Regions from separate parts of the Mus musculus genome. Here region 2 is linked to region 1. A link is a loop called in an ENCODE intact Hi-C map of the cell type or tissue named here. Cell type or tissue: left cerebral cortex. All regions are shown on one strand. Each heading gives the region's core, and the rest is flanking DNA. Links, peaks and the distances in the headings are about the cores only.

Evidence for each region. Peaks named below come from ENCODE experiments on the same cell type or tissue, not always from the same donor. Only the 100,000 strongest peaks of a DNase experiment are listed, where the experiment ranks them.
Region 2: it touches region 1 in a loop (2.1-fold over the local background); 6 of 42 quality-filtered maps call a loop at or near these places.

What each region holds. Positions count from the first base shown.
Region 1 is chr5:72,786,856-72,797,552 of GRCm38, forward strand. It overlaps Tec (tec protein tyrosine kinase), which reads right to left. Exons shown (of 19, transcript NM_001113460.2): 4 at 2,285-2,389. Among named protein-coding and RNA genes, the nearest start is that of Txk, 39 kb to the left of the region's middle. In left cerebral cortex, for the core only: no CTCF peak of the experiment used is centred there; DNase peaks (open chromatin) are centred at 5,257 and 6,925; H3K4me3 peaks cover 417 bases; H3K27ac peaks cover 362 bases.
Region 2 is chr5:72,862,338-72,873,034 of GRCm38, forward strand. It overlaps Tec (tec protein tyrosine kinase), which reads right to left and starts at 6,111. Exons shown (of 19, transcript NM_001113460.2): 1 at 6,057-6,111. In left cerebral cortex, for the core only: CTCF peaks have their summits at 5,750 and 9,003 (motif pointing left); DNase peaks (open chromatin) are centred at 5,776 and 6,180; H3K4me3 peaks cover 1,848 bases.

The DNA of each region.
Region 1 (10,697 bases), core at 1,560-9,559:
TTAGACACAGCACTTCCACGTATCAGCATCCCTGGTACTGCAGGCATCAGTAAACTATTCTTGGATGGCTGTAAACAATCCCAGTACTTCAGAAATAAAATTTTCAAAGACACTGGATTCCATAAGCACATCTATTTCTTAATTTCCTCAAGTTGGATGTATGTTTTACAAAGGATTGTGGAAAGTGTATTGCATATGTGCTACATTCATGCAAAGGCCAGAGAGCATCCTTAGGTAATGTCTCTCGGGCACCATCTACTTAATTTATTTAGATAAGGTCTCTCACTGGGCTAGAACTTACCAAGTAGATTAGGCTGCCTGTCTCTACCTCCCTGTGCTGAAATTACAAGCACACACCACCGCACCTGGCTCTTTTTCTGTGGGTACTGAGATATAACTCAGATCCTTAAGGTCGTTACTGACTGCCTAGACCCAGGATTGTATCTTCACAGAGGAAAATGGTACCAACAGCGATCAGGATGCTTCATTGATCTTAGCGTTTATTTCAACTTAACAGACTAAAGTTCTGTGGATAAATTTAGTGCCATAGGGCTTATTCGAATCCACTATTATTCAAAATAATGTTTTGGATTCATTTCAGTATCACTTCTGTCATTTCCTTTGCCCCATTAATAGATACAAGAGCTGGCTTTAACAAGCTGAGTCTTTCAGTTCCAGGCTATTAACTCAGCCTCACCATCAAGTCCTAGCCAAGACCCTACTGTAGCTGGCCTTGGCTGCTTTGTGGGTTCATCTTTTTCCCACCCTTTATCCCCACCACCCTGTTTCACCCCCTAACACTAGATGGGAGAGAAAGAAGGAGAGAACAGAGAGAAAAAAAAGAAAGACCTTTTCATCTAAGTTCCTTGTTCTTTTTTCTTTGAGCACAATTACTAACAAACAGAAAACAACCCCCTGAACAACCAACAACTTCACCCATCAGGGTTCTAACCTTTATAGACCCTGGGAAAATCTCCCAGAATTCCAAACATCACACAATCAGAGGAAATGTCTGTAGCTGGCAAAACTACACCTCTGATAAAGTTCGAGACAAATCATAGTCAGCTGCTTCAAAGTAGCCTCATATCCCCACACCTGAGATTAAAATGAAAACATATTCTTATAATATTTGTATTTTTTAAAGAAACCAACATTCCAGAATTCTCACCATACTACCTTACATTCCTGTATAACTTCAGCAGGCCCCATTCATACAGCAGGTACTAAAAATAGTGTCTCCCAACCATGTCCCACCTAACTGTCCATTACCATTCTGTAGATAATGTAAAAAGTAAGGATTTCAAATCTTAAGCCCAGGCTTTCACGCATCAGGCATCTTTCAAAGGTAGTTCCTAGTGAATGATTAATCTTCTTTTGTAATTTTATATTAATAATAAGCCTTGAAAAATTACCTAGGATCCTATCACTGCTCAGAGACTTTCTCTCTAATGGTTAGTCACAAGGCAGACCTGACTGACTACAACATAATGTGTTCCATTATAAACCTCCCTCTACCCAGACAATACCCGTCACAGTGAAAACCAAATCTCACTATCTCACTGGTCACAGCTGGTCCCGGCCCAGTTTGTCAGGTAAACCCTTCCGATTTGCTTCAACAGCTACACTTTGGTGGGAATACCCAAGATAAAAGATGTGTCCAACATACTTCTAAGATATATCTGGAAATGCCATATTATAAGACAGAATGTGAGATACCAGAGACACGGTGCTGACGGACACTTGGAGAGATGGTTTCATATTTGCTACCTGGTTTCCACACCTTACTCAGGTTTATCTGTGCAACCAGCTCTGCACTGAACAATTAAAGAGTGAATTTTAGATAACCAGGAACGTCATTGGCAAGGATTGTCATTTTCTATCTGGAAAGAAAAGCTTGTGCTTGGACCATCCCAAAACTTACAGTGTTGTTATAATAATAATCTGTTTAGTGTAATAATTTATTGACTCCCTAATTTGATCTAAACATGTAACAGATGCTGCCTGGCTTAAGCTGTATAGCAGCCAGGATCTCCATTGACGGAGCAGATTTAGCTCTATATATTACCTTAGTAACATGGGCCATTTTTGCATTTGTACAAGAACTTCTAGAAATACTGCCCTTAATCAGAATAATAAACATGTAATTTGCATCTCAGGCAGTTTGATATCTAGGATGATTCTAGGGTACCAGTCTCCTTCCTTCTACAAACCCCAGCTCATGTCATGCCTGTCCCATGAAAACCTGTAAGAGTCAGAAACCCTGTTACGTTGGCAGCCAACTCACCTGGAATGGAAATTTATTTTGACAGGGAATGACACCATCATCGTTCTTCACTATCTCCACACACTTGATTTTGGAAATATCAATGACGCCCTTTCTGTATTTCTTCTGTGAGAAGAGAAGAAGAGGAGACATGTCACGAGCAGAGCACAGGACATAAGAAAACTATTTAATGGCCGACTATAGTTAATGATAAAATTACTGACTCAGAAGATTACAACTTAGAGCAGGCAAGATTTCACAGGGATAGCCCAGTTAGTAAAGTGTCTGCCTTACAAGTGTAAGGACTTGAGTTTGATGCCCCAGAAACCATGCAAAAACAGCCAGGCACAGGGAGATGTTTGACATTCCAATGCTGAGGAGGGATCCAGTGGCCATGATGAAGTGGAGAGAGATGGACAGTTATTTAGAACAAAGCCATGCTCACACATGCACACACCAATGGATACAGTATGATTTCTTCAATAATTATATAAATCACATCTCCCTTAACTCCTAAAATTGTTCAAAAATACTAACCTTGCAATGACTACAATGGAAGTCATTAGATCCTTTCATTTCTAGTGGTGAACTTGCTCTGTCTGTCAGGAGCCATAATGGGACAAACTAATAACTATCAGGTGATTGTCCTGAGATGGCCTGCTTCAGATTATCATGTAATCTGCGATACATTCGCCCTTATTAAGCAAGGCTGAAAGGGATTCATTTTAGGAAAGATTCCTGCTATTAATATGCTTTTCCTGTTATTATTAAACATATATAACAATTACTAAGTAATAACAATCCTCTTTGGAGCAGATCTCTGCACATCCACAAAGATGTACTGTCTTGTAGTGATGCTATATAGACAAATAGATGACTTCTTAAGTCTTAATGATTATCCTATAGGAATTCCTAAAATTATATCTGTGATCATTAATCTCTTTTATAGTAGAACTGCTATTAGGTCCTTTTCTGATAGCCAAAACTGCAATGAGAACTCTGTCAGTCTCCCAAGTGTTGCCAGTTAATTGCTCTTCGACTCTCTCCTACTCAGAGCACATTTCAAGAGGTTGTAAAGCCATTAACCAAAGGTCATAAAAAGGGAACTAATGATTTATTATAAGTGCTAGGACAGAAGATAAATATTGACTGGGTTTATCTAGACAAAACTTTACTAATAACTTAGTTATGGTTTTAAACCTTCCGTGAACCTGTGGAGCTGAGACAGGTAATGGATGTTTAGCCAGATAATTACTCCTAATAGATATGCATGTCAACATTCTCTGTTGTAAACGTCTATTTTATTTATGACTTGATTTTCTGTGTGAACTTTTGATGAACTTTTTAACATGTGATCATGTATTCTGAAAGATGTTTAAGGGATGAGGACAAAGAGAAGAGTCAGAACTGAGGGACTGAGGCGAGAGGGACAGAGGTGAGAAGAACTGAGAAGAACTGAGCTGTGAAAGGGAGCTGAGCTGAGGAGAAGTTTGTAGACAGAACACTTTTTAGACAGAACTGAACTCAAGAAGAACTTAGAAGTTCAGGCATAGCTTTGGGAGAAAAGGCATTGAAAGTTAAGAGCATTGTTGTGACTTCAGAGCAGGAGGAGAGAACAAGATTAGAAGGAGAATGCAAAGTGGAATAACTCAGAAACTATAGGTAACATAAAAAAAAAAACTAAGAGAGCAATATGCAGAATGCAGAGGGAAATTAGAACAAAGGAGAATCTTCGGAGAGGAAGGAGCAGGCAGGCTTCTCCTTACCATGGGACAGAACAGGTCCTTTCTTAATAACAAGGCAGGCTTAGTCTTATTAAAAGGAACAAAGTTTTTTTGTTTTTTTGTTTTTAACAAACATGGGTTTAATTCATTTAGCATTAAAAGGGTAGAAGCTTTTTCTTTCTCTATGCAATAAAGATTGGAGCTCATTTTTCATCCAGAATGAGTGAGTTCTTTCTGCACCGGTGCTTGGTCTTTTGCTCCACATGCATATGTGAGAATGGATGTGTGTGTAAATATGTAACTGTGAGAATGTATGCATGTGTGTGTGTAAGTCTGTAATTGTGAGAATGCATGCAAGCTGGACCCAACTGGTTTGAATGGAAGTATATAAATGAGCATGCATGAATCTATATATGAATTTATGTGAGATTATGCATATTTGCTTATTAAAAGTTTTTCCTTCTGCAAGTGTTATTCTCTTCTCCTGGTTCAACAGAAGTTTACTGCTCCAAACTTCCCCCTAGCCTGACAAGCAAGAGGCATCTGGACAATAGGGAAAAGGCTCTAGCAATTAATCCTTTACTTAAATCTCCTGCTGTTTTAGGAAGAGGTGCTAAGTGCCTGAGACTGCAGTCTCTGACCTCAGAGGAACACAGAAGGCAGGTCAGCTGCAATAGCATATTAACTTGACTTAGATAAGTAAACTTTTTCTTATACAGCAACCCTAGATACCTCATAAGACAAAGTCTTACCCTCCGCTGACACTCTTCCCCTTTGCTGCCTCAAGGAGAACTGACAAGAAAGAACCCCCATGCCGGGCTGCCTTCACCCCCGCATCTGTCCTCTCTTCAACACACAAACCTCTGAAACAGAGGCATCAACTCCCTTTTATTGCTACCTTTCCCTCTAGAAACACCTTTGTTCGACCTCTTGACAATAATGTTCATTTAAAAAAAAATTAACCAAACACACAGAGCTCCAGTTACTGAGTCACTGACATACACTCCAGCCAAGTGTACTTCCTCCTGTGTTCCCCCTGTATGGAGATGCCTTCCTTGGCATTGGGGAGTTCAGGATTAACTGATGGGAGGTGGACTGCCCATAAACACATGGAACTCGACCTGAACAACTGTGTGAGAGACTGGACGCCCGCCCCCCTGCCCCGCCCCCGCCCCGCCCCCAGCATCCTCCCAGTCTCCCTGCTCACTGCAAATCTGCCAGCAGTCCATCAGAACCCACCCACACCCTGGAGTACATTAACTTCACACATGAAAATTCATTCCAGGAAAGAATCCAAAAGAATCCAAAGAAGCATGTGCAAGGGTCCAGGAGTGTGCATGCATGAAAAACTAACAACAAATACAGTATCCAGATAGAACACATTTGCTACATAACACGTCTGATACACGGCACACAAGATGTGCTCCAAAGACTAAGGTTACTCTGGGGGATTTTTTTTAAAAGTAATGCATTGAAGGAAGAGGAGAGAAAGACACAATTGAATAGCCCTGGAATCAACCACTAAACATTATTTTAAAATTAAAGGTCCATTTTAAGCTAGACTTGATGTCATAGTCCTAGCTACTCAGGTGGCTGAGGCAAGAGGATCACAAGGTTCATGGACTGCTGGGGCTAGACAGAAAGTGGAAGGCTAACCTGGGCAACTAAGTGAGAAGCAGCGAGGAGGGGCACGGGAACACCAGTGTAGCCCAGTAGCAAAGCACTTTAGTTCAATCCACAGTACAAAAATAAAAAGACAAAAAGAAAATGATTTTATCCAGCGCTCGGCGGCCTCTCCCTTGGCCACGGCTCTGCCTCCATACTGTGACCAAGGACACACATGACATCTTCAAACATAAGACTTCGCAATGCAAGCATAGTGGAGTATGACTTTACTCCCAGTACTCAGGAGGCAGAGACAAGCAGATCTCTGTTAGTTCTAGGCCAGCCTGATTAACTTAGTAAGTTCCAGGATAGTCAGGGCTACATCCCAGGGCGGGGAAGCAGGAGGGGATGACACTTCCAACCTGCCCTTGCTCATGGCCATCAGCAGCTTCTCCCCCACTAGCCTCATTTCTGTTACCCCACTAGTGTGTGTGTATGTGTTCTCATATATATTCTCAGTCAGTTGTTCATTACTCATCCTCTCCCTCCTACCCTTCCTTCTTCCCTCTCCTTTTCTCCTTCTCTCCTTCCCTCCCCTCTACTTCCTGATACTCTAATCCATCTTCAGTTCTGTCCTTGGTCCCTTGCAAGTGGGCTACAGATGGCCTATCCTCTCCACACTTAGGTGGGCCCTCACTGCTGCTCTCCAGTCTTTTTTGTGTCTGCTCCAGAGGCCATCAGCTCTGCACACACATTCCCCCTCCCTTACCATATTCCCTCAGAGGATAAGCTCTAACTGCTTTACAGGAAGGCCCATAGCCACTCCAGGTGCAGGCTCTGGGCATCTCTATTCTGCCTCTCAGCAGCACTCTAAGATCTTAGCATTAACCTTAGATCTCTTCCTTTAACCCTGTGTCTAAGACAAGATAAAAAGGACACAGAGGCTGTAAGATGGCAACTGACATTTAAGCTCTGTGCTCACAGCATCCCATGAGGTAGGCCTGTTCTACTCACTCTGTGGGTGATGAAACCACAGCTCACACATGCTGAAGACAGTCCCTGAGGGCCTCTAGTGCTGCTGAAGCCCTCTGGCCCCTGGGATGCTCCAGCTGCGAGGGGTGGGAGGACTATGGGGTCAAGTCCCAGGCTGGACAGTTCAGATGTGGAGCATGGAAGTTCTCCAGGCCTGGTTCAAATTCAAGGTCAACCTGGTTTACATGGTTAGTTACTGGACAGCCAGGGCTACAAAGAGAGACAAGCCGTGGAGTTGTTCTCTTCCAAGTATTTGCTTCTGCTTACAGACATCTAAATCAAGCCCCTGCCTGTGGACTAGCCTACTGCCGTCAGCCTTCTCCTTCCTTTTTGAGAGAAGAGCTGAATATTCAGCCTACACTTCCTTCCCATCCACTCTCCTAACCACTCGCAACCTTCAACCCCCGCAGTCGGCTCAAGGCAACCTCGAAAAAAGGTCAGCAGTGACCAAGCTTGGCGGAATTGCTAGCCTGCCTTGCCTTCTGACCAAAAGAGCATCGACACTGTTCTATGGCAGCTTTGCCTCTGGGCCATCCCAATGTTGCTTCTCTCCTTTCCCCTGGGTTTCTCAATCCACCGTCTGCCTTGGGTCAATAATGGCATCAAGAGAAAGAAAAATCACAAGACAAAGGAGGGCAGTGGTGGTACACACCGTTGACCCCATCACTTTGAAGGCAGTGGCACGCAGACTTCTGAGAGTTCAAGGCCAGCCTGGTCTACGGAGTGAATGCCAGGACAGTCGGGGTTACAGAGAGAAACTGTCTCAAAACACTAATAACAAAAAGATATTCAGAACTGTGGCTTCTGTGTCAGAGGTGGAATGGCAGAGACAGAGAGACCCCAGGAGAATAAACAAGCCAGGCAAGGAAAAAAAAAAATCACATTCCTACATCACCCCCCCCCATCTGAAAAGTGGGACTAATAACAGTATCAATCCCATAGGCATGGTATGAGGGTTAAATGAGCTAAGACTGCAGAAGTGCTTAAAAAGATGTCTGGCTCAAAGAAACAGACTCTGAATTATTTTCTAAATAAAAACTCAAAAGCAGACCAGAGTGACTGAGGACAGCTTAAGGCAGGATGGAAGAGTGAACAGGGGCCTGGTACCCGATGTCTGGTCAGGCAGCGTTTCCCACCGTGCTCCTCAGGCCTGCACTCACTAACAGCATCGTCCTTCTATTACCAAGTCACGTGTGTTCATTGTAGAAAGCTGAGAAACAGCACAGAAATCCTGTGAGCCCTCATCCCTCACCCTCAGAGGCAATGGCTTTAGGCCAGAGTGGTGTTTACCCCATCTTTGCTCAGCCCTTGGAGGCTATTCTCAATGATCCCGCAGCAGAAGGCGTGGTCTGTCTCCAAAATGCCTACCTCAAATCACTTCAGCCATGGCTACCACAGGCCAGGGTCAGAGTTAGGTCATTATCTCCAGGGAAACAGGATGACTTTGATACTAGGCTAACTGATACACTCCCTCTACGAAAATTTCCTAATGTGCTAATTAGTATTTGAACTTTCGGCTCCAAAGATCTTCCAGTAGCATCGTCAGTGGTAGTAGAGAGATAGTGGTCAAAAGAGCCACTGTGAGGGCCTAAGGACCGTCACTCGGGAAAAGCCCCGAATCCACGGAAAAGAGTTTCAGGATGAGTGAGGGCGAAGCAAAGTTAACGAAGTTGGCAGAGAGGAGTTAATACGAGCTTAAGAGATGAGCACTTAAACTTTAAGCTGAGGAGCTGGGGAGGAGCGGGAGGGAGAGCACGCCAGCGTGCGTCTCTTCAGAGGGTTTCCCTGGAGTTTCTAGCGGGCAGCAGATACTCCAATACCCTTGGTGGGGAACAGCCCTCTGCTAGTCTGTCCTCCTTCCCATGGGATGCAGCCTCTTGAAGAGCCCGAGGCAAGTGGACGGTCAGGGAGAAAGGAGACAGACAGACAGACAGACAAGGCAGATCCCCCTGGCAAGCGGTACAGACGTCGCAGCCTGATTGCCCTCTCACCAGACTCTGTGGCTCAGTTACACTGCTCAAAGGATATGTTGTACAGGGTTCAAAGATAAATCAAAGATTTCAAGCCTAGCAGTGGTGGTGCACGCCTTTAATCCCAGCACTCGGGAAGTGGAGGAAATTGGATGTCTGAGTTTGAGGCCAGCCTGGTCTACAGAGCAAGTTCCAGGACAGCTTAAAAAAAAAAAAACCTTTTTTTTTTTAAAACAAAACAAAACAAAACAAAACAAACAAACAACAAAAAGCCCCACAAAGCTTTATACTTAAATTAAGAAAATAACAAATGAGCTGTTGTATGTACTTTTCTTAATGGAATTGCTTTTATCAGTGAAATGGTTTTAGGGATGAGAGGGGATCACTAATGAAGTTAAGATCAAGGTCAAAGACATTTTGACTCTTAAGTAAGCCACGTTCATCTGTTGTTTCGAACACCCCTGCATGAATGGCCCTTAGGGGGAGATTATTTCTCCAAGCTATCTTGATTTTATCTGTTGTGCTGAAATTTCTTGGACACTCAGTCAGCAGGAAATGACTCCAAAATGAGGGGTTTCATTCTCTTTCCAGGACCCCTCAATTATTCCTATTTTTTTTTTTTATCCTGTGTCACAGCTGGAAGTTTGAAGGGCTGGAGAAGTGGCTCAGCAGCTAAGGCTGCTTGCTGGTTCCCACCACCCACAGGGGTCAGCTTCCAGCAGCCTGAAACTCCAGCTTCAAGAGGACCAGAAGCCTCTGCTGGCCTCTGGGGCCACCCGCACTCGCACAGCACACATTAGTGTTGTCCCGTATTTGCCTTATTCAGCCAGTCCCGGGCTGTGTGTTGAAGTCTCGGGGCTGCGGGAGAGGGCGGACGGTCTGTGGAAACCGTCATCGCAGGAATGCTGTGGGCGGAAGAAGAGGATGGTTCCTAATCGGGGAATGAGAAAGCCAGGAAGTGGATGGAGGAGAAGCTGGGCTTCTAAGGAAGTAGCTTTCTCTGTGGAGAAAGCAAGGAAGGTTCCAGGCTGCAAAAACGACAGAGCTCTGAGAGTACGTGGGGAACTGAAACCAAAGCACAGTGGCTGAACACAGGGGTGGATCAGGAGTATAGGAAATGACACAAAGGAAGGCTGTTTGAGGCCAGATTAGGCAATGCTCACATATAAGGCTGAGGAATTGGGGTCTCTCCTGAGCAAGTCTCAATGGGTAGCAAGTAGTAAGATAGATAGACAGACAGACAGACAGACAGATAGATAGATGATAGGTATAGATATAGATCAATCACAAGGCATATATTTGAAAAAGTAATTATTGTTGGGGACACACCATCCTTCAAACCATTACCACGCTTCCCACCATATCCAGTGCTCCTAGTTTTTCTCCGAAGCTCTGTGCCTGGCTCACCCTGGGCATCACTGCTACACGCCTCCATTAGAACCTCATTATATCTCACCTGAAGTACACAGCCCTGCTGGCGTCCCGGACAGCACCCACATTCTTCACGCGGCAGTTAATAATTATTAGCTGTTACTGTGGCACTGGGGAGTCAGGTCACAGCCTTGTGCATGAACAATGATAGACAGTTTGGGGTTTGAGTGTCACCATGAGCTATGACAGGTAAAACCAAAGGACAATCAGGCCAGAGCATGCCAATGCTGCGACTACCGAACTAGCAGCTGGGCTGTTTGGAAGGACCTGGAAGTGCTCAGGACCGCCCTCTTTATAGATACAGATTTCTGCTCTTTCCCGGTGCATGTGGAGTAGACACGGCGTAACTTGGTGTAAGAGCCAAAGTTACCTTGTTTTAATTACTGTGCCTAAGAGATCCATGAAACAAAAATGCCTCTTAGTTGTTGATGCAATGTGCCCAGCAGCCTCAAGTTCCTGCCACCATGATGGATGGATGCGTGCACGCTAGCAATGAGCCAAATACACCTTTCCTTCCTTAAGCTGCTCTTGCCTGGCATTCCCACAAAAAGGAGTAAAGCAACCGCAGGGTGAACTCTGTTCTTGAGGTTCCACCTGCTCATCCACAGAAATGAGGGACATGGTCTACTAAAAGTCTCAAATGAGCACCAAAGGCCCATTCATACGGGTAAC
Region 2 (10,697 bases), core at 1,473-9,472, 75 kb after region 1:
AACAGCAGCACATTTCCATGAAGAATATTTCTAACTAATATGGGAAACAATACGCCGGGAAGAACACAAATATTCTATGCTTCCGTCTATACAGCCAACCTGAAACTGAAGTCAGGGATACAGGGAATTTCCACAACTGGACAGAGCATGGTTAATTGTAACAAAATCTTTCTTAACTGCAAAGTGTCTACAATTATCTGGGGAAAGTCACCGGAGTGTTTTTAATATTGTGCTTTCTCTAGAAGAGTGTATATGAGACAGCTGAGAAGGCAAAACCAGTTCCTGTGAAATACATAAGCTTGTGGAGAAAACGATTACGTGTGCAAATGGAGCTTCAACAGCTTCAGTCTTTTAACATAAACATGAGAGTCGGATGTATATGAGGCTGACCTCAGCTACACTGGGTGAGTTCTAGGCCAGTGCATGCTTAGGAAAGCCATGGCTTTGGGGGGGGGGGGGGAGAACGGTGTGATGATGCAAATCTTTAATCCAAGCACTTGGGAGACAGAGGCAGAAGGAGCTCTATGAGTTCAAGGCCAGCCTACTCTAAATAGTGAGTTCCAAGATACCCAGGGCTACAAAGAGAAACCCTTTCTCAAAACAAAGCAGAAAATAGATGACAGGTTGATGGATAGACAGATGGACAGACAGGTAGATGACACATACACACACTTTCCTTTTGGAAAAAAAGGCCCAGTAGGCATGGTGGTACGTAGTTTCAACACTCCTAAGTCTAAAACAAAAGAATCATAAGTTGAAGACCAACCTGGACTACGTAGTCATGATGACTTTGCAGTCATGATGACAAAATATAATAATAATAATAATAATAATAATAATAATAGACCAATAGGCTTCTCCCAGATAAGCATGCATTCATATAGGCACCCACTGGGGAACAGCAACGTGGCTCTTTGCTGATATGATCTTTTCTCTCAGTCACCACAGTCCCACGAGCTCTGGCTGTTTTGCAGCCATGCCCACTGCTTGTGGTCCGCCTCTTCCCTTGGCGCATGCGCACCTGCCATCTAAGCGTACAGAGGTCCGCCCAGCCGGCATTTGAAATGACCAGGAAAGAATGCTCTTCCTGCTTCTATGGAGGCTGATGCTTGGGGCCATTCCTCTGTGTGTCACCTCTGAGAACGCTGATGCCATGAGGCTCTTGGAAGAAAATGCTGGAGGTCATGATTCAAGAAGGAAGGCTAGGCAGTGACTCAGCTGGTAAGCTGGGGCCGGGAAAGTTGCTATGGGCAGGGTAAGTCAGTATCCCAGTTCAGCAATCCAGAAACAGGAACTTGGTACACATTCCAAGAAGGGCACCCACGAGAGCAGGAAGAGAGGGTTCTGGGAAGGCAGCTGGCCTCCAGAGAAATTGTATTTGCTCCCGAGGCTACACAGCCACCAACAAGAATCCTTCAAAGTGAGATGTTAGACATGTATAAAGAAGCTGAGCTTTACCGGTGGGCAAGACATAGTGGCCCAAGTGACTGAGTCTTCGAAGGCAACCTGGACTGGAGAAATAGGACCATGACCCAAACACCATTAAGCGTCATACTGCCCACAAGTCTGAGCCTGGTTTATATGAACACTTGGCTTCCTGCAACAACTCTGATCAACTAGTAATGACTAGGGAGAGCTGAAGGCATTCTGAGCCGGACAAGTGAGACTCTCTGGACCAGGCTAGTTAGAAAACATGTACTCATGGTACAGGCAGAGAGAACGACAGCACAACACCCAGACCCCGCCACTGGAGCCTGGGAAGAGGCTGCTGAGGGAACCTTCATCCCTGCACCATAAAGGCAGGAGGAACGAAAGCATCTACGTTCTTCCCCTGCTGACGTCCCAGGAAACGAAATGACAAAGTATTTTTCTTAGATGTACAAACCAGCAAAGTCAGAGAGAACCAAAGAGATAACACTAGACACAGTTGTGGGGTACTTATGGGGTGCAAAGACAACAATGAGATGTATAGTTCTTAAATGACAGCAAGGGGATCGGCTAGAGTCTCTGGAAAGCTGGCTTCAGTGAGGATGAGGTAGAGAGTATCTAATGTGTTTAAGGCTCCGGGTTCATTCCCCAACAGTACAAGAGAAAAGTCAGCTGGACCGTCCAACATCCCTTCAGCCTCTTCTAGAAGTTAAGTGACTACCCTGAACTTCTTCCTTCCAGTCAAGCTTGGACAAACAGCAAGAAAGGGTTCTGAGCCCCTGTGCCAGCCAGCCTACAGATCACCTGCCAGGCACGCCTTTAGCCTCTGGAAGACCAGACTAGCCCTCTCAGATCACTCTCACTCGACCAGCAATGATATCAGAGATCACCCTCAAATGGGAGGCCCAACTGGATGAGCCTAAGATGAAGCTAAGGCCAAGAAGCCCATCCTCACCTTCAGCTTGTTAACTGCCCTCCTACCCCAAAGTCGAGGGGGTAACCAGACCAGAAGGAACACTTCCAACACACTGCACTAGTGTACACTTCTAGCCAAAAAAGCCAGTAGTTTCCCCCAGAGAGATAAGACCCTGGAACCAAAAGATAAAAAAACAAGAAGTACATAGACACAAAACTACACACACACACATACACATAAACACACATGTGTACCAACTTGGAGAACGAGAGAGAGAGAGAGAGAGAGAGAGAGAGAGAGAGAACACTTTTAAATTAAAAATGCTAAAAACATGCTTAGAACCAGATATGGTGACACACCTGTGACTCTATCACAGGTGAAGTTAAAGCAGAAGGAAAGCCGCCTGTTAGGCAGCCTAAGCTATACAATGAATTCTAGGCTGGTGTGAACTACATAGCAAAGCCCTGTCTCAATAATAACAACAACCATAATAATGTTAAAGACACTGGGAAAACCCCAGTGTTAAACTTGGATACTACTGATACTGAGAAAACCTTCCTAAAAGACTTGGGAAATAACAAGACAGAAACTTATGAAAGGCACAAAGTGAGAGGATTGATCCAAAATACCTGACATCCAAACAACAAATTCCTTAGACAAACATTACAGAAAAATCGGACGAAAATACCAATGAAGGAACCCAAAAAATTTTCCCCAAACTAAAAGATGTAAACTCCCACACGCAAAAGCCCGCACACTGATAAGAACAAAGACATGCCAGCGCACAGCATCAGGAAACTTAGAGATGGTGGGAAAGAAGAGAATAGTTCATAACCTCACAGAAAGAGCACAGCAGGGCTGTGGATTCCACCCCAGCTACACGCAGAGATTAAGGAGCCAGAAGTTCATAACCTAGAAGATACTGAAACAGTGCCTTTGAAATTTCCATCCCAGGATTCCACACTCAGCCAGTCTGCAAATTGTGAAGGGAAAATGGATAACTTCAGTTAGAAAGACTGAGATCCTGTGCATCCCTTTCCAGGAAGCTTCGAGGATTACACACACACACACACACACACAAAACCCAGGAGATGGGACACAGGAAAGAGATAATGGGGATTCCCAGGAGGCTAGTGACAGAGCAGCCTCTGAGTGACAGTTGCAATACATAAAAAAAAAAAGTCCACCTCTCCAAGTGTATGGCAAACAAGAAGGTTCATGTTCAGCTTCTTGGGGCAAATAAAGTAGAGAGAAAACCTGGTTTCTTTAAGAGAAGGCTTGGAGAATCGGTCAAGAGTTGCAGATTGAATTAATGAGAAGTACACACACACACACACACACACACACACACACACACGCCAAACAATTACTAATCCCAAGGAACACAAAAATATGTGTTTAGCTGAGCTGTGAATATTGACCTAGCCATAAATCGTGTGGCTTATCTTGATCTAGCTACTTCAGAGCCCAGATTCTGTGCCTACATATATTTAAATTTGTTTGCTCCTTCTGGTTTCCCAATAGCAACCTGTTTATGGGGTTTTGGTTGTTGTTGCTGCTGCTGCTGCTGTTGTTTTAATTCCTTCCTTTTTTTTTTTTTGCCTTTACAATGGAAATGTAATTTTCAACCTCTACTTCATGGTAGCTTTGGTCATCTGTGCCCTGAGCAGTCAAACATGCAGTCAAATTAGTAGTTATAATCTGACCCAAGTAAGGACTGGCTGACCCAGGCAGAGATTGAAAGGCAGGCCTAGGTGGAGACAAGCATGGAGATACAGATAAGGTCTACGCCCTCTCCTCTAGGTGGCTTGTGGTTGTTTTTTCCAACAAATCTCTTCTAACAGCATAATCACATGGAATGAGATCATTTTCCCATGATCAGAAGTCAATTTCATTCCTTTCTTACAGACTTGAATGCCCCGCGAAGGACCTTAATGCTTGATACGAATTCAACTTCAAAGACTCTGCTTCACCTGCTGCTCACTGGACGAGAGCAGAGCTTCTACGGGCTCTGAACAGGGACAAAGTCCACAGACACTTACTGAGAATCCACAGGGGAGCCATCAGCAAGCTGAGTATCAACAAATGATCTTCCCCAGATGGGAGTGGAGGGAGTGGGGGGGGGGTGAAGTAAATGCCAAAATCTAGTAGGATGGGTGCAGGGAAGGAAGAGAGGCACCAACCAGGGCAGCCTGGAGAACCTGTAGGAAGAGGTGTGGTTAGAGGCCCTGGGTGCGGGGCGGGGAGGGGGGGGAGCGAGGGGGGGGATAGGGGGAGGCCAGGCATTCTTCAAGAACACAAATGTGCCAGTAATTGTCCACAGTATCTCCATCCTCCTTTAAGGATCAGCTGTAGGGAGAGAGGTTACACATAGCCCCAGCCCTGTCTGTAAACAAGACCACCTTGTTGTAAGGGAATCAAGAAAACAGTGTGGCAATGCTAAACCTTGCATTCCCACCCTAGATTCTTTCCAATCTAGAAAGAGAGGGAAACTCTAGGCCAAAGATCCATGTAGGGCAAAGGTATCGCCTACTAGAGCGCTTCACTGATTTGCATGTGTTTACAATACCTGTCCCCACACAATTCCACAAACCCGAAGGCACACACCCTTGTGGGAAGAACGAGGGTGATTTACATAGGCACCCTACAGAAAGCACCCCTGAGCTGGCAAGGAGAGGAATAGTGATCGGATTCATAAGTGTATGGCGAAAAGATAGGTCTGTCTTAAACAATGAAAATGTAACTGGACGACATGGATGTTTTCAAATACTTAATGTGTAAGTTTAGCCACAGCTCCCCCCAACCCCCGCCTCGCGGAAAAAAATCAAGCTCTTCCTTATTTTGAGTCTATAGACCACAGAGCTACAGTGTCGATCACTCAGCTATTAAATCCCAAATCTTACTTAGGAGACTCGATGCTTCCTCCTACCGCGCCTCGGCTCTGTAAAAGAATTATATAGACGGGAATAGGTTGTCAGAGTTTCCTTAGAGGAAAATGGGAACTCACTGGAAAAATGTAAAACCTCTGCTTAAAGCATGCAACTATTCTGTCTGGATAGGCTCCAAACCCACTTAACCAAGCCAGCCACCCAGTTGTCCCAATTTAACACTGCGATCAACTCTTCTAACCAAATATTCCACTTTCCAAAGATAAGCCCGAATGGGACCTGGTACACAGAAACATATTCGCCAACGACAGGAAAAAGTTAAGAAATGTCAGATCCAGGGGAAATTGCACAGTCTCGGGACAAGGTCCACGTAGTTTTTCCCACTTTGATTCTTCGAGTCCCTGTTTATCAAGATCCAGATACCACTTTCCAGAAGAGAAAAATAGCTAAAGAAGTACGTGCACCTGCTCGGGCACAAGCAACTGTGGACTGTCTTCCTGGATTCGAACTTTACCGCGGGACAAGCAGAAAGAAGAAAGGCCCCCTGCCGCTCAACTGGGAAAGGAACTCAATCGCGAGTCCTCTCGGCTCAGATACCAAGTCCAAAAGGGCTCAGATCTGCAGCCACCGGGGAAGGCGCGGCCATCAGGGGAGCGCACCTGTCCCTTCTTCCTGGCCCAAGGGGGACGGGCCTCTGACCTGACGCAGAGAGTCCGCTCTCACCTCCGTGAGAAGGGTAGAAAAATCCTCCCTAATCCCACTAAGGTCAGTCTCCCGCAGGTGGAGGCCAACTCCGTGAGCGCCGAGAGTCCCTTGGTTCTTACCTTGACGGAGCGCGTGCCGAGACAAGCCAAGACAGAGCGACGTCCAAACTGCGGAGCCCGGAGCTCGGCAAGCGCTGACCAAACCCATCGGCCACGCCCACCGCCCGGCTCCTCCCTGGCCCCGCCCCCTCGCCGCGCCGCCTCTGCCCTCCGCTGCCCACAGCGCCAGTGTCCCACCTTCCTTCCGCGATTTCAAAGCCAAAGGGAAGAATCGGAGCTCGCGGTCCTGCGGCCGAAGTTCCAGGGAGCGTCTCTTATCCAGACAGACGCGGCGTGGGGTCTCTCTAAGTCCGGACTTCCCATCCTAAGAGAACCGTCCAGAAAAATGCTCCTTCGTCCCCGGCTCGGAGAGCCGGTAGCAATAGCACTTGTGGGTGGCTAAGAACCGACCTCCACTTCCGCTTAGCCCCTCGCGGGCGAAACCGGATGATGCTGTGCTCTGGGGTGATAGAAGAATGGGTGGCTTGACTGACAAGCCTGAAGCATCAGAGCCTAGCATAGGGTCACCCACTTACATTATTACTGTTGATACACTAATAATGAAAACAACCTTCAAGTTATTCACTTTAAATACTGTAAAATTCTTAGACTCCAGGAAAGAACGTGCCGTTTGTCACCTAGCTAGCTAGCTAACTGAGAAGCTGTCCTGGAAAGGCTGGGGCTGTAGATCAGTGGTACAATGTTTGCTTAACATGCACAAGGCCCTGGGTTTGATTCCCTACTTTCAAGTCTAAGTTGTCTTTGATGGTAGTCTTGAGTCTTAGCCACTGTTATCTGATCTCATCCATCCTGTACTGTCAGACAGGCATGGTGGCCCACATATTTTATTCCAGCTGAGAGGGCAAAGGCAAGCCCATTTCTAAGCATTTAAGGCCAGTCTGGTAAACATAGTGGTTTCCAGGCCAGCCAGGGCAGGGATATGAGGACCTCTCAGAAGGAGAGAGACACAGGATAGGACTGTAATGTTCATAATAGTCCATGGGAATAAAAGACTGAGTTCGCCTTTGGGATGGAGAGAGAAATTAATTTGTAAAATGCTTGCTATGCCGAAGGTTGATCAGGTAGAGCCCATGTTTTTAAAAAAAAAAAAAAAGGAAAGAAAGAAAGAAAGAAAGAAAAAGGGAAGAGAAAGAAAGGAAGGAAGGAAGCTGTTTTTCACCTGTACTCCAGAGCTGGAGGCAGAACCAAGCATAGCTTGGCCAGTCAATCTAGCCCAACTGGCCAGCTCCGGGTTCCATGAAAGACTTTATCTCAAATAATATGGAAGAGAGCAATTGAGAAAGACACTTAGCCTCTGACCTCCACAGTGGAGCCTTTACATAGGGAGAAAACCAATATACCGGTAAGCAAAGAAACCATTTCACAGGTGAGAAATGTCTTGGCTGAAATAAACTGGGGTAATGAAAGAGAGATTGATGAGGAAGGAGGACTTCTCAAAGGAGGACTCTGTGGAGCTGAGGTTGAACAGTGAATCAGGCAGCCAACCTGAAGACGACGCTCGCGATCACGTGTGCAGTCACGTGTGCAGTAAGACTCCTCCCCGACACGGCTCAGGACTTAAAAGCAGTGCCTCCCTGTGCTATTTCTCCTGTGATCATCTTAATGACCCGAGAAGTCAGCTGACAAGATTCCATTTGACAGGGAAAGAACTAAGAGCAATTTAAAGGACTTGCCTAAAGTCATATAATTAGGAAGGGGCCGGGAATGGGAGGAGAACGCAGAACTGAACCAATGATTCCTGACTCCAGTTCCTCTCCTCCCGGGAAGGCCTCCAGTGTAATGAGCCAAGCTCTGAAGGAACCTTCCCTTTTCTCTCCTGCCTCTCATTCCCTTCAAGAGCTTATTTCCCTGCCATGCAGAGAGATGTCCCTGGGGGAGCAGGGGCTTGAATCTGTGAAACTGTATGTAAAAGAGTAGAGGCACATGTGCGTGCAGAGAGCAAGTTACTGCTACCAGTACTGCAGTGAGTGAGTGTGTGTGTGTGTGTGTGTGTGTGTGTGTGTGTGTGTAGAGTGTAGACTCGGAAGCTTATCATATTGATACCACTTTAAAGGACCTGATACTTCCTTTTTTTTCTTTTCTTTCTTTTCTTTTTAAGAACTATGATACTTTCCTGTCACATGGTCTGCTACCCCTGGGTGACCCTTGTGCCTCATATTCTCAACTAAATGGAATGATGCTTTCTTAATGTTAATAAAGTTGAATATAAAATGGGCATTTATATACATTTCTTGGAGCCCATGGTCTCTCTTCTTGTTGGGTATTGCCATAACATCTATAAAATTGTATTTATTTAAATGCTAGATAACCCTTTTTAACCCATACGTAAATTTCACGTGGCACATAAGAAACATACAGAATCTGTCTGAAAAGTTTGTACATAAAGTGGTGTTTGTATTTGGAGTTTCTGACACTCCTAATTTGGACATCTCTGCCTCCCTTTTGTGACCTTTCACCTATCCAAGGACTCTGCCCCTCACCTGACCATGTATTCATTGAATGAATAAATGATAATGATAACAGACAAGGACAGTATGGTCTACAGAGTGAGTTCAAGGACAGCTAGGGTTATACAGAGAAACCCGGTCTCAATAATAATAAATAATAATAATAACAACAACAATGGTATTAGTCTTGTACAGAGCATCTCCACCTATGTGAAGAGTACCTCATTGCAATTATATGACATGTCTGCTTCTTTCCAATGTGTATCAAAAGTAGCTACTTCTTTGGGACTCAATACATAGAAGGAAGGGAAACTGTTGAATGGTAGACACAAAGTTATTACTTATGCTACCAAGAACAGTTGCTAGGCTGGAGAAACGGCTAAGCAGTTAAGAGCACTGGATGCTCTTCCAGAGGACTCAGGTTTGATTCTCAGCACCCTTATGGTGGCTTACAACCCACCCTAACTCTAGTTCCAGAAGGTCTGGCGCCCTCTCCTGGCCTCTGGAAGTACTACATGCATGCGGCAAGCAGGCATCCATCCAGGCAAAACACCAATACGAACAAATATAAAAATTTGCTGGGTGTGAAGGTACACATCTTAAAAAAATAATTTTAAAATATAATAACTGCTAAATAAATAATTCAAAAGAAATAAAAAAGAAGTTCCATATACAATCTATGTTGTACATCACATAACTGAGTGTGGTAGTACATCCTATAACCCCAGCACTTGGGAAGCAGAATAAAGAGAATGAGGAGTTTCAGGCCAGCCTGGGCTACCCAGTGAGCTGTGTCTCAGGAAACAAGGACTGGAGGGACTGGTGAGCTGGCTCACCAAATAAAGGTACTTGCTTCCAAGGGTCACAGATAACCTGAGTTCCATACCTAGGGTCCCTAGGTAGAAGGGAACTGACTACGACAAATTGTCCTCTGAGCTCCACACACACCATGGCACATGTGTATCCGCACATATGCACATTTTAAATGCTATCCTGAAAGTCCCCCAGCCTTTATTTTCATCTTTGTACACACACACACACAAAATAATAATAATAATAATAATAATAATAATAGTAACAAAATAAATCTTTAATTTAAAAAAGGGGGAGACACTATTAGGCTGCTGGGCTGTATATTCACTGTAGGGTCAGGATCCCTGCTCCTTCTATCTTTCCATGTAGGCTACAGAGCCTACAGGGAGTGTGAACGTTCTTGGACTCATGATGAAGTCATTAAGCCAGGTAATCATCCATACATACCAGTGTTCCTCAAGACTTGTCATCTTTATTTATTTTCATTTTGGGAAGGCTAGCTATGAATTTTAATCCTCCAGCCTCAGCCTCTTACGTGCCTCAATCCCCTTTACATGAAGGCAGAGTGGGAAACCTGGGCTCGTAATAGCACCTGTCATAGACAGTAAAGATGAGCTGTGTACCTCTCTGTGACAAGGCAGTCTCAGTGAAGGGCTCAAACAAAAAGTCTATATCAAAGCAGAATCCAGGTATAAAACCCAAAAGCTTGTGTGAAAGTAACTAGCTCACTGTATTTACAAAAAAGAAAAAAAAAAAAAAACAGGGAAAACTTGAACTAAATGAAAAGACCATCTATAGACCACAACACTCAGATGCAATCGTGTTAGGACTGTCTGGCAAGGACTTTAAATCAGCCACCACAAAACTGTTTCAAAGTACAATTACACACATGCTTGGGGCAAATAGCCTAAGAAAGACAGGAAGTGAAGGAGGCATGGAGGAAAGTAGGAAAGAGGAAGAAGAGAAAGTGGGTGTCCAGGTAAAGCAGTAGAAGATGCAGAAGAGGAAGGGGAAGGCCGTAAGTGAAAATGTTGGCACTAATAATACAGGAGCACAAACCGAAACTCCAGGAATGCACTACAGTGGTGGACAGGATAGAATGAAGAATCAATGAACTGCTTATTCTAGTAATAATCTAATCTGAACTGCAGTGATGGCTGTGGGTGGACAGAAGGAATGATGGAAGGAGGAAGGAAGGGAGTGGGAGGGAGGGAGGGAGGGAGGGAGGGAGGGAGGGAGGAAGGAAGGAAGGAAGGAAGGAAGGAAGGAAGGAAGGAAGGAAGGAAGGAAGGGAAAGTCATTAATAGTTCTCCCAAGCTACAACAAACAGTTTACCATTTGCAACATCAGAATCTCAGAGGAGGAAGAGGACAGAGCTGAC